Regions from separate parts of the Homo sapiens genome. Here region 1 is linked to region 2. A link is a contact called in ENCODE Hi-C or POLR2A ChIA-PET data. All regions are on one chromosome and are shown on one strand. Each heading gives the region's core, a stretch centred on a gene start or an enhancer-like site at or near the end of the contact. The rest is flanking DNA. Distances are from core to core; before and after follow the strand shown.

Region 1 (6,997 bases), core at 367-2,866, 88 kb before region 2:
CACTTAGATGTACATAGCCACTTCAAAATGGGCCCTCTCCCCAAATCTAAGAAGCTTGTTTTCAGTAATTGATCACATTTAGTTCTTTTAAGTCAAGAACCTGAGTGATTCTGTACACTTCTTTTTACATCTAATGAACTTAAGTTCTGTTGATTTCTACCATTTAAGTATTTTTCCCCCTTAGTCCTTAACGACTAGGTTTCCTGCCTCCAGAATAAGCTGAAGTCCTCCAAGATGTACTGTGGTTTTCTCTAAGAAACTTAACACATTTTTCTTTCCCCAGATATCCCAGAAGAAACTGAAGAAACAAAAACTTATGGCACGGGAGTAAATTCAGCATTAAAATAAATGTAATTAAAAGGAAAAGAATGTTGGTTGTCTTTATTAGTGAACATATTTCAAGTGTCCTTACAAGATGGATCAAATGAGGATTTTTTAGGATTAGAACTAGAAACACAAGATTGTTTACCCTGCACCATTAAAAACCATTTTCATGGCTGGGCACAGTGGCTCATTTCTGTAGTCCCAGCACTTTGGGAGGTGGAGGCTGACTGCTTAAGCCCAGCCAGGGCAACATGTCAGAACCCTGTCTGTTAAAAAAAAGTAAGTGTGGTGTCACTTGCATGTAGTCCCAGCTAATTGGGGGGCTGAGGTGGGAGGCTGCAGTGAGCACTACTGCACCCCAGCGTGGGCAAGACAGAACAAGACCCTGTCTCAAAAAAAGTTTCATTATCCCAAAAGGAATTTGCAGTGGTTTTCTTTGCAGAACAATCCAGTATGTGAATATACCAGTTGATCATCCCCAGTTGGAAATGGCTCCATTGAGCATTGCCTTTGAGTATGATAACAGCACTCAGGCTCAGGTTTTGAAGCTTTTTAGGTTGATGCTCAACCTGTATCATTTCGTCAATTGATAAAGGGGTTTTGTTTTTGCTATTAGGAACGATGGTACTGTGAACGTTTGTGTGCAGATTTTTGTGTTTTCATTTATTGAGTATATACTAGAGTGGAATTGCTAGATCATAAGGTTACCTGAGTAAACATCTGAGGAACTTCCAAATATTTCCAAAAAGGCTGCACGCTACATTTCCACCAACGGTTTATGAGGGTCCCAGTTTTCACACAACTTCGCCAACACGTACTGACATCCTAGCGAGCGTCAGTACTTTTCGTTTATAAAGTGATGTAACTGCTTCTTTTAAGCAACTGACGTTTGTAAAGTTGGCCTTAATGTTAGTTTGCTCTGCCCTTGAATTTAAGAAACCAGCAAAACTAATAGCTTATCCACAGTTGCCTCAACGGCCTAGCTGCCACCTTCCGTGTGGGTGCCGCGCCGTTTGCACAGGCATCATCCTTTACCGAGATCCTGCGTTCTGGGTCTGGGTGTAGTCAGGTCAGGCTTTCTTCCCGCAGCGAAGCTTTTAGTTGGGCATCTGGGACGCGCAGGACTTTCGCGCTACCTGCAGGCCGCAGAGCCGGAAGCCTCGCCGCGCCCCTTGGGCAACACTGCTGCGTGCTGTGCGACCCCGGGTTGACGCAAGCGCGCCTTTGTCGTCCCCGTTGAAGGCGCCCATTGGCTCGGCTGCGGATCGTCCCTCCCTCCGGAAGTGCGGACATTGTCAGCTGCGTTTCCGCGGTCGCGGGTGAGTGTGCCCGGGCTAGCGGCCTGGGTTGGGCTTTGTAGCTGCTCCGCAGGCCCAGCCCGGGCCGCGCTCGCAGAGTCCTAGGCGGTGCGCGGCCTCCTGCCTCCTCCCTCCTCGGCGGTCGCGGCCCGCCGGCCTCCGCGGTGCCTGCCTTCGCTCTCAGGGTACCTTCCTTCCGCGAGCGCGCTCCTCCGCCCTCCGCCCCGCCCTCCCCTCCCCTCTGTCTGTATTCTTTGTCCACCACCGGCGCCCTCGGAGCTTGCATTTGCCTCTCCGATACTTTATATTGATTTTGTTCTTTTCCGTGGCCAAGTATCGGTTTCACATCCTTTCTATGACCTTCACCGTTAGGCCTCTGTTCTCGTCTCTTTTCAATCATTGTCATTGACTCAACCTGTCCCCGCTCCCTCTGTCTCCACTAAGATGACATGCTCAACTGGATGACTTGGAGGAAGGTGACTTTCCCTGTTATGCCTTCCCTATTTCGGATGGAGCCTCAGACTTTAACTGTCTACTCTGTTGTCTGGACTTAAGTTGAGTGAAAGAAGATTCCTCTGCAACAGCTTTAATCCGTTTTGCTCGCTTTGTTGGCTTGGAGCGAATAATTAAAATAATAATATCTCGTAGCCACCTTCTAGACTTTTCTGACCCAGTTTCCATATGTGTGAAGTAAAATATCTTACCGAAGTATTATTATGAAGATTAAAAGATAAGATACAAATAGGCTTCATTCCGAAGAGAGCTAAAAAGTCTCTTAAAAGCCGTAATTGTGGCGTAAGTGATTAGTAGTATTTGTCCTCGAGAGTTTATGTACATCGTACTGTGTGCGAACTTACTTAAAACACAATTGCAGAAGTAAAAATGAATCTTTATGATGGAGGGCCTGTCAGTCACTAAACTAGTACTGGTAGCATTGTCAGTTGTTTTGAAGGGGTTTCGTTGGTTTGGAAAGTTTGGTAAAAGTTTGGTAAAAACATGACCATTGTGTTTTTGGAAGAGGAAAAGGCAAGAGCATTGAGGAAAACCAGAACTGGAAATAATGGTCTTAGAAGCTCTAGTTACCAGTTACCTCTGTGAGAACTTTGGACAGGTTACAACTTTTGGATTTTTTTTTTTTTTTAATCTTGAGACAGGGTCTGCCTCTGTGGCCCAGGCTGGAGTCCAGTGGGCCATCATAGCTCACGGCAGTTTCGGCTTTCCTGGGCGCAAGCGGTTCTCTCCTTCCTCAGCTCCCCAAATACCTGGGACTACAGGCGCGTGCCATCACACCTTGCTAATTATTTAAAAAAAAAAATTAGGCCAGGTTCCAGTAATCCCAGCACTTTGGGAGGCCTAGGCGGGAGGATCATTTGAGCTTAGGACTTTAAGATCAGCATGGGCAACACAGTGAGACCTCATCTCTACTAAGAATTAAAAAATCTGTCGGGCATCGTGGCGCAGGGCTGTGGTCCTACCTACTCAGGAGGCTGAGGAAGGGGGATAGCTTGATTCTGGGAAGTCAAGGCTGCAGTGAACTCTGAACACAGGTGGTATGTTTGAGCCACTGCACTTTAGCCTGAGCAACAGAGCAAGACCCTGTCTCAAAAAAAAAAAAATCACTATTGCCCCAGCAATTGATTTTATTTTATTTTATTTTTATTTTTTTTTTTTCTGACACGGAGTTTTGCTCTTGTCACGCAGGCTGGAGTGCAATGGCGCAATCTCAGCTCACTGCGACTTCCGCCTCCCAGGTTCAAGCAATTCTCCTGCCTCAGCCTCCCCAGTAGCTGGGATTACAGGTGCCCACCACCACGCCCAGCTAATTTTTGTATTTTTAGTAGAGACAGGGTTTTGCCATGTTGGCCAGGCTGGTTTCGAACTCCTTACCTAAGATGATCCACCCCCTCGGCCTCCCAAGGTGCTTGGATTACAGGCGTGAGCCACCGCGCCCAGCCTCAATTTACATTTTTGTTTATAGCTCTTGCTTGTAATTCATTTCAAAGACATTCAGATTTGATTCTCTATGCCACCGTTTACCTGTATTGTGAATAATTTTTAAATGTCTAAGCATAGTGATGGTGCTGACTCAGTTGCCAGCAGATGCTACTTAATTTGCAGTATTTTGAAAATAAGAAATCTTTTTTTTGAGACGGAGTTTTGCTCTGTCACCCAGGCTGGAATGCAGTGGCATGATCTTGGCTCACCGCAACCTCTACCTCCCGGGTTCAAGCAATTCTTCCCCCTCAGCCTCCCGAGTAGCTGGGATTACAGGCCTGCTCCACCATGGCTGGCTAATTTTGTGTTTTTAGTAGAGACGGGGTTTCACCATGTTGGTTAGGCTGGTCTCGAACTCCTGACCTCAGGTGATCTGCCCGCCTTGGCCTCCCAAAGTGCTGGGATTACAGGTGTGAGCCACCACACCCGGCTCATTTTTTAAACTCTAAATAGACATAGTAGCAAGGGTACCCAACCTCACTGATTGAGGATTAAATGAGTTGTTATATGTAAACTGTCTAGCACCTACCAAATGTTGTTGTTTTTCCTTTATAATCAAATTCATGATTAAGGAGCAGTGACTGGAAGTTTGGAAGCAGGCACCTCATTATTATTCATGCCTACCACCTATTATTTCTTTATTTTGAGATGGAGTCTTGCTCTGTCACCTAGGCTGGAGTGCAGTGGTGGGATCTCGGCTCACTGCAGCCTCTGCCTCCTGGGTTCAAGCAATTCTGCCTCAGCCTTCCGAGTAGCTGGGATTACAGGCGCATGCCACAACACCCCGCTGATTTTTGTATTTTTAGTAGAGACAGGGTTTCACCATGTTGGCCAGGCTGGTCTCGAACTCCTCACCTCATGATCCACCCGCCTTGGCCTCCCAAAGTGCTGGGATTACAGCCATGAGCCACTGCACCTGGCCTATTTCTTTACCTTGTAGATAGCAGCTTTTTATTTAATAAAGTCTTTTTTTTTTAGCAAATATAATAGTATGTTTTAAGTTTTTCCTACACTGTAGAAATAGTCCTTTCGTGTGTGTGTGTGTGTGTGTGTGTGTGTGTGTGTATATATATATATATATATATTTTTTTTTTTTCTTTTTTTGAGACAAAGTGTCTCTGTGTCATCCAGGCTGGAGAGCAGTGGCATGAACACGGCTCACTGCAGCCTCAACCTCCTGGGCTCTAGTGATCCTCTTGTCCCAGCCACTTATGTAGCTGGGACCACAGGAGTATGCCACCATGCCCAGCTAATTTTTTGATCTTGTAGAGACAAGGTCTCACTTTGTTGTGCAAGTTGGTTTCAAACTCCTGGGCTCAAGCTATCCTCTTGCCTCCCAAAGTGCTGGGATTACAGGCGTGAGCCACCACATCTATCCCCTTTCAGATATCTTAATCTTGGTAAATTCTTTCAGTTACTAATCTGTGATGAACTAATTTTTTTCTTCACATATATCAACAGTTGAGGAGCTCAAGCTTGGGAAAATGGTGTGCATTCCTTGTATCGTCATTCCAGTTCTGCTCTGGATCTACAAAAAATTCCTGGAGCCATATATATACCCTCTGGTTTCCCCCTTCGTTAGTCGTATATGGCCTAAGAAAGCAATACAAGAATCCAATGATACAAACAAAGGCAAAGTAAACTTTAAGGTAAGAACATTCACATGCCTTGAATAAGAGCAGTGAAAGGGGGTGGTACTTGGGTGAAACACTAGATTTTGGAAGGACAAGTTTTAGAACCAGAAGCTTCAATAGTTTGTGTAACATTTGGCTTAAATTAAAGTTTTAAAGTAGGCCTCTGATTAATGCATTTGTCCTTTGGCCAAAATGATAACCATATTTTCTGACTGGTAAGTGCAATGGTAAATAGCTAATGGATGAGGAGAGATTATGCTGATACAAACCAGTTTCACTGATTGATGACTTTGATAAGAGATTTAATTAGAAGGATCATAGAGATTTAAAAAAAAAACAATTTTTTTAAAAATGAGTGGACAACTCTGTTGTCTTTAGAATTGGTGCTTTTTTAGATTCAGCTTTGTACTCAGCTGCACTAATTTAGCCATCCGGCCCGTTTCTGGAAGCAAAATGTTTTCACTCTGGAGCTTGTCTGTTTTTAAAGAGAATGTTTCTTGAGCTGGGCGCGGTAGCTCACGCCTGTAATCCCAGCACTTGGGGAGGTCAAGATGGGTTGATCACCTGAGGTCAGGAGTTTGAGACCAGCCTGACCAACATGGTGAAATCCTGTTTCTACTAAAAATACCAAAATTAGTGAGGCGCGGTGGTGGGCACCTGTAATCTCAGCTACTCAGGAGGCTGAGGTGGGAGAATTGCTTGAACCTGGGTGGCAGAGGTTTCAGTGAGCCGAGATCACATCATTGCACTCCAGCCTGGGTGACAAGAATGAAACTCCATCTCAAAAAAAAAAAAAAAGAGAGAGACAGAATGTCTCTTAATATCTTTTTGTTGTAATAATTTCTTTCTTTTTTTTTTTTTGTTTTTGTTTTTGTGATGAAGTCTCGCTTTGTCACCAGGCTAGAGTGCAGTGGCATAATCTTGGCTCACCACAACTTCCGTCTCCCAGGTTCAAACGATTCTCCTGCCTCAGCCTCCTGAGTAGCTGGGATTATAGGCACATGCTACCATACCCAGCTAATTTTTGTATTTTTAGTAGGGACGGGGTTTCACCATGTCAGCCAGGATGGTCTCGATCTTCTGACCTCGTGATCTGCCTGCCTCAGCCTCCCAAAGTGCTGGGATTACAGGCATAAGCCACCGCACCCGGCTTGTTATGATAATTTCTAAAATGTTTTTTCATTTTAGGGTGCAGACATGAATGGATTACCAACAAAAGGACCAACAGAAATCTGTGATAAAAAGAAAGACTAAAGAAATTTTCCTAAAGGACCCCATCATTTAAAAAATGGACCTGATAATATGAAGCATCTTCCTTGTAATTGTCTCTGACCTTTTTATCTGAGACCGGAATTCAGGATAGGAGTCTAGATATTTACCTGATACTAATCAGGAAATATATGATATCCGTATTTAAAATGTAGTTAGTTATATTTAATGACCTCATTCCTAAGTTCCTTTTTCGTTAATGTAGCTTTCATTTCTGTTATTGCTGTTTGAATAATATGATTAAATAGAAGGTTTGTGCCAGTAGACATTATGTTACTAAATCAGCACTTTAAAATCTTTGGTTCTCTAATTCATATGAATTTGCTGTTTGCTCTAATTTCTTTGGGCTCTTCTAATTTGAGTGGAGTACAATTTTGTTGTGAAACAGTCCAGTGAAACTGTGCAGGGAAATGAAGGTAGAATTTTGGGAGGTAATAATGATGTGAAACATAAAGATTTAATAATTACTGTCCAACA
Region 2 (6,735 bases), core at 3,823-6,322:
GGGAGGCCTAGGCGGGAGGATCACTTGAGGTCAGGAGTTCGAGACCAGCCTGGCCAACATGGTGAAACCCCATTTCTACTAGAAGTACAAAAATTAGCCAGGTGTGGTGGCATACACCTGTAATCCCAGCTACTCAGGAGGCTGAGGCAGGGGAATTGCTTGAATCCGGGAGGCGGAGGTTGCAGTGAGCCGAGATTGTGCCATTGCACTCCAGCCTGGGTGACAGAAAGAGACTCCATCTCAAAACAAACAAACAAACAAAAAAAAAACAGAAAAAACAACAGTAAATTGGATAAATAAAATGTGCTATATATATGCCATAGACTATTATGCAGCCATAAAAGGAATGAATTCATATCCTTTGCAAGCAACATGGATGCAGCTAGAGGCCGTTATCCTAAGGAAATTAACATAGGAACAGAAAACCAAATACTGCATGTTCTTACATACAGGTGGAAACTAAACATTGATTACTTATGTATATAAAGGAGAACAATAGACACTGGGTACTACTATGGGGGGAAGAAGGAGGGGGACAAGGGTTAAAAAACTGTTGGGTACTTTGCTCATTACCTGAGTGATGGAATCATTCATATCCCAAATCTCAGCATCATGCAATATACCCATGTAACAAACCTGCACACGTACACTCTGAATTCAAAATAAAAGTTGAAATTTAAAAAAAATAAAAAACCTAGACTTAAAAAAGTCTTTGTTCTGCCACTTAGTATTTTCTTTATCAGTGTGAATATCTCATCTATAATAGAAATACTACCTGCTATTCCTTTTTCACAAGATGGCTGTATCAAATGAAATCATATATTCAAAACCACCTTGTAAACTATAAAACATCATACAAATGTAAGTTGCTTAATACTGAGAGATGTCCTAGGTGTGAACAAGGATGTTGATTTTCTTTGTCATCTACTAGGTTTATACTTCTATTGTAATGAAACATTAATGTAAATAAAATCAAAGCAGATCACTTACAGTTGTTTAATAGAGCTGCTTTGGTACTATTTCAAAACGTATAACCACTTCAAAATTACTAAATGATGTTTTATACTCCCCTCCTGCTCAGTGCAGGGGAAGATAAGGGAAGGCTGATAAATTAGTAATTTAAGTGTGTATTAAGGGATAAATAAATAAATATTTGACAGTTCAATACTTATGGGTTTTCTTGTTGGTTTTGGGGAGTTAGGGAACTCATATTTATTGAGCTGTGTGCTGGGCACTTTCCACACATTGCCATATCATCTTCATAGCTGTCCTATGAGTTGGTGGCATTTTTACCTCCATTTTACAGATGAGAACTGCGATTCTCAAATTAAGTAATTTGGCTAGGTCATACCAGTAGTTAATGAAGAAGTTGGAACTTAAATATGCAGCTTCAAAAATCGATCGCTTTCCATTATACCAGGGGCATATCTGCTTTTCAGTAACAAGCACAAGATTGGAAATCTATGTGAGCAGTGTGCAGGAGTTTTGCTAATTGATGGCAGTGGTTAAACTGAGAGGTAGAGTGCACTTGGTGTATATGTTTTAAACATGATCCGCCTATGAATCCAGTGGGTGCAGAGACGTTCCATATTCTTGCTGTTGGAAATCCTTCCTAGTATTTTAATTTGGTCTATAATTTTAGTGGAATTAAACAAGAATTTTTAAAGATTATGTACCTGATTGTGTTGTGATTTAGTAACAGTTAGTGGTTCATCAAAATCTGCTAGCCAGACACTTGGCAGCAGTGGTTAATTATATAGGGATTGTTGTGAGCACATGGTTAGACTTTATCATATACTCTAGTGGAGACCTGATTATTGCTGTCGTTCTCATTATCTTTTTCTTCCCCCCTAAAAATCTCAGGATGGTTGTAGCCAGGGTCAGATATTTAACCATTATATGCCCTGACCATCTTGCTGCTGCTCTAAGAGTTTTGTTAATGTTTGTGTTTTATTTTGTGCTTAATGACTCCCCATTAGATGTAGGATGGAATCCAAACTCCTTAGCATGACATAAGGATACTCCATTCTTTTGCTCTGATTTACCTTACCAGTCTTCTCTGCAACCTACACTTCATGTAGAGGGTGTGAGGTTGAGGTTGATGACAGTTGTCTCCCTAGGGAGATTCTCTTCATGAAATCCAAGGAAGCAAACAGAATATGGCCCAGAAGTGGCAATGGTAATGTTTAAGAGCTTCCTCTATAGTTGTGAACATTTTCTTTTTTCTTTTTTTTTTTTTTTGAGACAGAGTTTCGCTCTTGTTGCCCAGGCTGGAGTGCAGTGGTGTCATCTCGGCTCACTGCAACCTCCACCTTCCGGGTTCAAGTGATTCTCCTGCCTCAGTCTCCCAAGTAGCTGGGATTACAGGTGCGCATCACCACACTCAGCTAATTTTTGTATTTTTAGTAGAGATGGGGTTTTGCCACGTTGGCCAGGCTGGTCTTGAACTCCTGATTTCAGGTGATCCACCCGCTTCAGCCTCCCAGAGTGCTGGTATTACAGGCATGAGCCACAGCACCCAGCCTAGTTGTGAAAATTTTCATAACCACTTCCTTACTGAATTATCTTCCGGGTAGCCCAATGAAGTTTCTTAACCGTGTTTCAGATTTTGTGTGTGTGTGCGTGTGTGTGAGAGAGAGAGAGAGAGAAAGGTTGATTGATTGATTCTTGGGCATAGTTCTCCAATCCCTTAGTAATTGTTTATTGTGATGTCACCAGCAAAACTGACACAAAGAAATGACAGATGTTTGAGATGAGGATGCCCCAATTACCCTGATTTGATCTTTCACAGTGTGTACATGTATCAAAATACCACATGTATCCCACAAATATTTACAATTATTATGTATCAGTAAAAAACAAAATAAAACTGAGATTCCAGTTTTGTGACTCCCATCTGTTTATGTTGCTGCCAAAGTGATAGTGTGGCCATCCTCTGAGAAGAAGGCTTCTAATATATGGATTGCTTCAGGGAGAGTCACACCTGGTCATTGGATCAGTATGGTTGTTGAGAGTTTAGTTTGTTTAGCTACTTTGACTAAGAGATTACTAGTTTTAAGTATTTATCCCTAATTTCCCACTATTGACAGTTTTCAAATTGACCTGGAGGTATGGAATTTATGTATGCATTAAACTTGAAGTATACTGTGTGATACTTATTTAGTCTGAATTAGTATGAATATTTGACACTGCCTTTTTGCCCCCTTTTGTGTGTTTTTACTGCCCAAATCTGCCTTCAGAAACAACATTTGGTTTCTAATTGTAATATTCTTGGAAACACTGGCATATTTTTACAGTACCATTTTACTTTTATTTACTGCAAATGATGGTTTGTTAGTTGCCTGCTGCCAGCACATCTGAGCTCATTTGTTTAACTAAAACAGCATTGTGCATAGATGCCTGTAACAGGCAGCAACAGTTACCAACCACCCCAGTTCCTTACTACCTCATTATAGCTCTAAATCAAGCAAATAGGAAAGCAGATTATTCTTAAAATGTTCCAAGAAGTTTAGAAAATTGAGGGATGGAAGGATGAAAGGAAAGGAATTCTAATGTAACAAATAATTGGTGTGTTGCTTTTGGCAGGGGTGTGCCTGGCTGATTTCTTCTGTAGAAATAACTAACACTTCAGAGTGCAGAAATTGCAGGCATCCTGCAACAAACAGAGCTCTATGACTCCTTTAGTTAATAAATAATTACCAAGTGGTTTTTTTCTGGCTGAGCCACTGTATCAGACACAGTGGGGGATGTATAAGTGAATGAGATCTTCCTGTTCTCTTGGAGCTTATAATGTGGGCTCTGAAGATGCTTCTGCTCTAAAGTGTTGATTGTTGAACGAGGCAGTGGCAGTGGTGCTGTTTCAGATTGTGGCTGTGTGTTGGGGGATCCAGGCCTGGGGGACATAGTCACAGAATGGCAGGTGCTGGCTGGCTCACCACAGTGGGGAGCTTTCCAGATAATTCTGACAAATCAGACTGCTTCAAAAGGATATGCTCTTTTATATTTGGAAAGAAAGAAATGTCTTTTAGTCTGGGTGCTATGGCTCACACCTGTAATCTCAGCACTTTGGGAGGCCAAGGTGGGTGGATCACCTGAGGTCAGGAGTTCAAGACCAGTCTGGCCAACATGGTGAAACGTCGTCTCTACTAAAAATTCAAAAATTAGCCAGGCGTGGTGGCAAGTGCTTGTAATCCCAGCTACTTGGGAGGCTGAGGCAGGAGGATTGCTTGAGCCTGGGAGGCAGAGGTTGCAGTGAGCCAAGATCACTCACTGCACTCCAGCCTGGGTGATAAAGGAAGACTCCGTCTCAAAAAAAAAAAAAAAAAAAAAAAAAGAAAAATAAAAATAAATGTCTTTTAAAAAATATTTTAACAGAAATTTAAACTTGAGCGGCAGACCTTGCCTTGAGGGCTGGAGACTGGGAAGTGTTTCCTAAGGAGCCAGGGGAAATAATTCTGTCTCCTGGTAATGAAGGTCTGAGTGGTGTCTGACAGTGCCTAACTGCCTGCTCTGTACCAGGCTGGAATACTGTGATGAACAAGGAGCCCACAATCTAGTGGGGGCCATAGACAAGCAACTGGGCAATCTTACTGCTGCGTGCTCAGTTTTATGATTGAGAGCTGTTGGGTGTTGGGGTGGAGAATGGACTTCTTACCTTGTCTTAGGTGAGACCTGATCAAAGAAGGCTTCCTGGAAGGAGTGATGTCCAAACCAACCTCACTAATATACGTTGGAATTAATCCCCTTTTCAGGCTAATACTGTTGTAAAAATAAACCAGAGCCCTGTTTTGGTTTTTGTTTATACCCAAAACAAAAATGGAGAGACTGAACTTGGTATTCCAGCCGTCTAGAATACTTTTCCAGCTTTGTAGTTTGCCATTCCCCTGTGTTGATTAACCACCCCTTCCCAGGGCATGCCAGGCTCTCTGTGACTGCGATGCCTCTGCATGCACTATTCTCTTTGTTCTGCCTGCCTGATGTCTCTTGGCCCTTCAGGAAGAATAGTTACTTCCTCCAGGATAGCCTCTTTGATTCCTTCTATGGTACGTTGAGTGCACATCCTGTGAGCTCACACACAGGGCTGGTTTCATAATTCATACTTCCCCTGTACTGAACTGTCTGTCTGCTTTTTCATTCCTCCATGTAGCCTGGAGGCAGAGGCAGCATCTTTCACGAAGCCTAGCATGTCCTAGGCACCCAAGCACTATTTGCTGATGAACAAATTTAGCAGCTTCGAAGATTACAGCCATATGTGTATAATTGAAACTCTTGGTTCCAGTCAGCTTTAAAAGAGAGTGCCATTGACTGAAGAAAGTGAAATAGATTTTATGCATGTGGTCTAGTTATTAATTTCATAAAGCTTTTTACAATCCTTTGCATTTTATACCTCTTTTACTTTTTGTCTGAGTAACCAATAAACCGAGTAATTCATAGTTCCCATTTCTTGCCAACTACTAATGTGTATCATTAAATCTGACCACAGTGATTTATTAATTAGAAGTCTTCTGGTTGTCAACAAAAATCAGTTTTACTTACTATATGCCAGAAAAAGGGGAAGATGTGATGAAGACACTGGAGTGTCTCATAGAATCCAAGATCAGGAACACACTCAGGCTTCTGGAAGAACTGGTCCCAGGAATTGGAAAGCCATCAGCAATCCTGAGGGTCCTTTCTGTTTATGTCTTTCTTTCTGCAAAGCTTTTACTCATCTTTCTTACTAACTGGCTTTCTCTGCCACTCTGTCGGTAGAGGGTGGCCTCCCACAGCCCTAAACTATGCAGCCAAGTTCTAGCCAAATGGAAAGCCTGTCTTTCCATCTCAATTCTAAATTCTCTAAGACTTGGGCTAGGCTTGGGTTAGATGTCTATCCCTGGACTAGTCAGCTGTGGCCAGGAGCGGAGACATGCTGCACATATCTGTCTGCCTCTGCTCACCTCCGAAAAGTAGGTGGGAAGATAGAAAAAGGGGTAGGGAGGCAGCAGACAGAGAGACAGACAGCAGAGAGACATTGTAAGGCTGGCAGACACCTTATAAATATCTAATATGGTGAGTCTCCATAAACTACTACCCTTAAACTATATCATAGGATCACTTCTAGGTTATTTTGTTAAAAAAAGTCAGTCCTAGGTGAAACTTAAAAAATTTAACTTTAAAAAGACGATATCTTTTAAAATATGCATATAATTTGAGACTCTTAAGGTAACGGGATATTCACTATAGTTAGTAAGTCTTAGCTTTGTGTGTATATATGATTTTTATGCATGACACTCTTTAATTGCTGGGAGGTTCTAGCAGCTCTGTCCAGCAGAAATACAAGATAAGCCACATTTGTAATTTAAGGTTTTCTAGTAGCCACATTGAAAAAGTAAAATGAAAAAGGTGAATTTAATTTTAATGTATTTTATTTAACCCCAGTTTCCCAGATATAATCGTTATATGAATATAAAATTAATGAAATGTTTTACATTCTTTTAAAAACCTTTGAAATATGGTGTGTATTTTATGCTTTAGCAAATCTCAGTTTGGACCATTTCAGGTGGTCAGCAATTACACATGGCTAGAACTAAGAGCAATCAGTTTTCTTCCACAGTTTTTCTAAAATTTTCTTGTCAAAAATCTTGATGGTATGAATTACTCTTTTAAAAAGTGCACTTCACCAGCAACAGAAAAGAACCCTGGAGGGGTATGGGTTTTAAAGCTGGTACAAAAGAGTTGCCCATTTGGAGGATTTACTGC

What was found. A loop is a pair of places that touch in the nucleus more often than their neighbours do. ChIA-PET counts read pairs that join two places held with the same protein, here RNA polymerase II (POLR2A). Pooled maps may share reads with other maps.
Region 1: a pooled map shows a loop between it and region 2 (4-fold over the local background). The contact joins the promoter of C18orf32 here to the enhancer-like site in region 2. A Hi-C loop is called at or near these places in 3 of 50 pooled maps. POLR2A ChIA-PET finds 5 or more read pairs at or near these places in 4 of 52 experiments (Caco-2, WTC11, activated naive CD4-positive, alpha-beta T cell and 1 more).

What each region holds. Positions count from the first base shown.
Region 1 is chr18:49,481,853-49,488,849 of GRCh38, reverse strand. It overlaps C18orf32 (chromosome 18 open reading frame 32), which reads left to right and starts at 1,616. Exons shown (of 3, transcript NM_001035005.4): 1 at 1,616-1,807; 2 at 5,079-5,266; 3 at 6,440-6,997. The coding sequence starts at 5,102. The coding sequence ends at 6,505. It overlaps RPL17-C18orf32 (RPL17-C18orf32 readthrough), which reads left to right. Exons shown (of 7, transcript NM_001199356.2): 6 at 5,079-5,266; 7 at 6,440-6,997. The coding sequence ends at 5,258. RPL17 (ribosomal protein L17) reads left to right here. Exons shown (of 7, transcript NM_001035006.5): 7 at 284-369. The coding sequence ends at 331. MIR1539 (microRNA 1539) reads right to left here and starts at 1,477; the gene lies at 1,428-1,477. RefSeq lists an enhancer at 1,558-1,717 and a silencer at 1,758-1,887.
Region 2 is chr18:49,397,533-49,404,267 of GRCh38, reverse strand. The region is part of intron 2 of DYM (dymeclin); the gene reads left to right. Among named protein-coding and RNA genes, the nearest start is that of DYM, 60 kb to the left of the region's middle. RefSeq lists a silencer at 2,590-2,639. Within about 2 kb of position 5,072, at least 5 of the 41 ENCODE cell types and tissues checked have a DNase peak (open chromatin) inside an H3K27ac peak, as active enhancers do; they include endothelial cell of umbilical vein, where a contact is called at or near this core.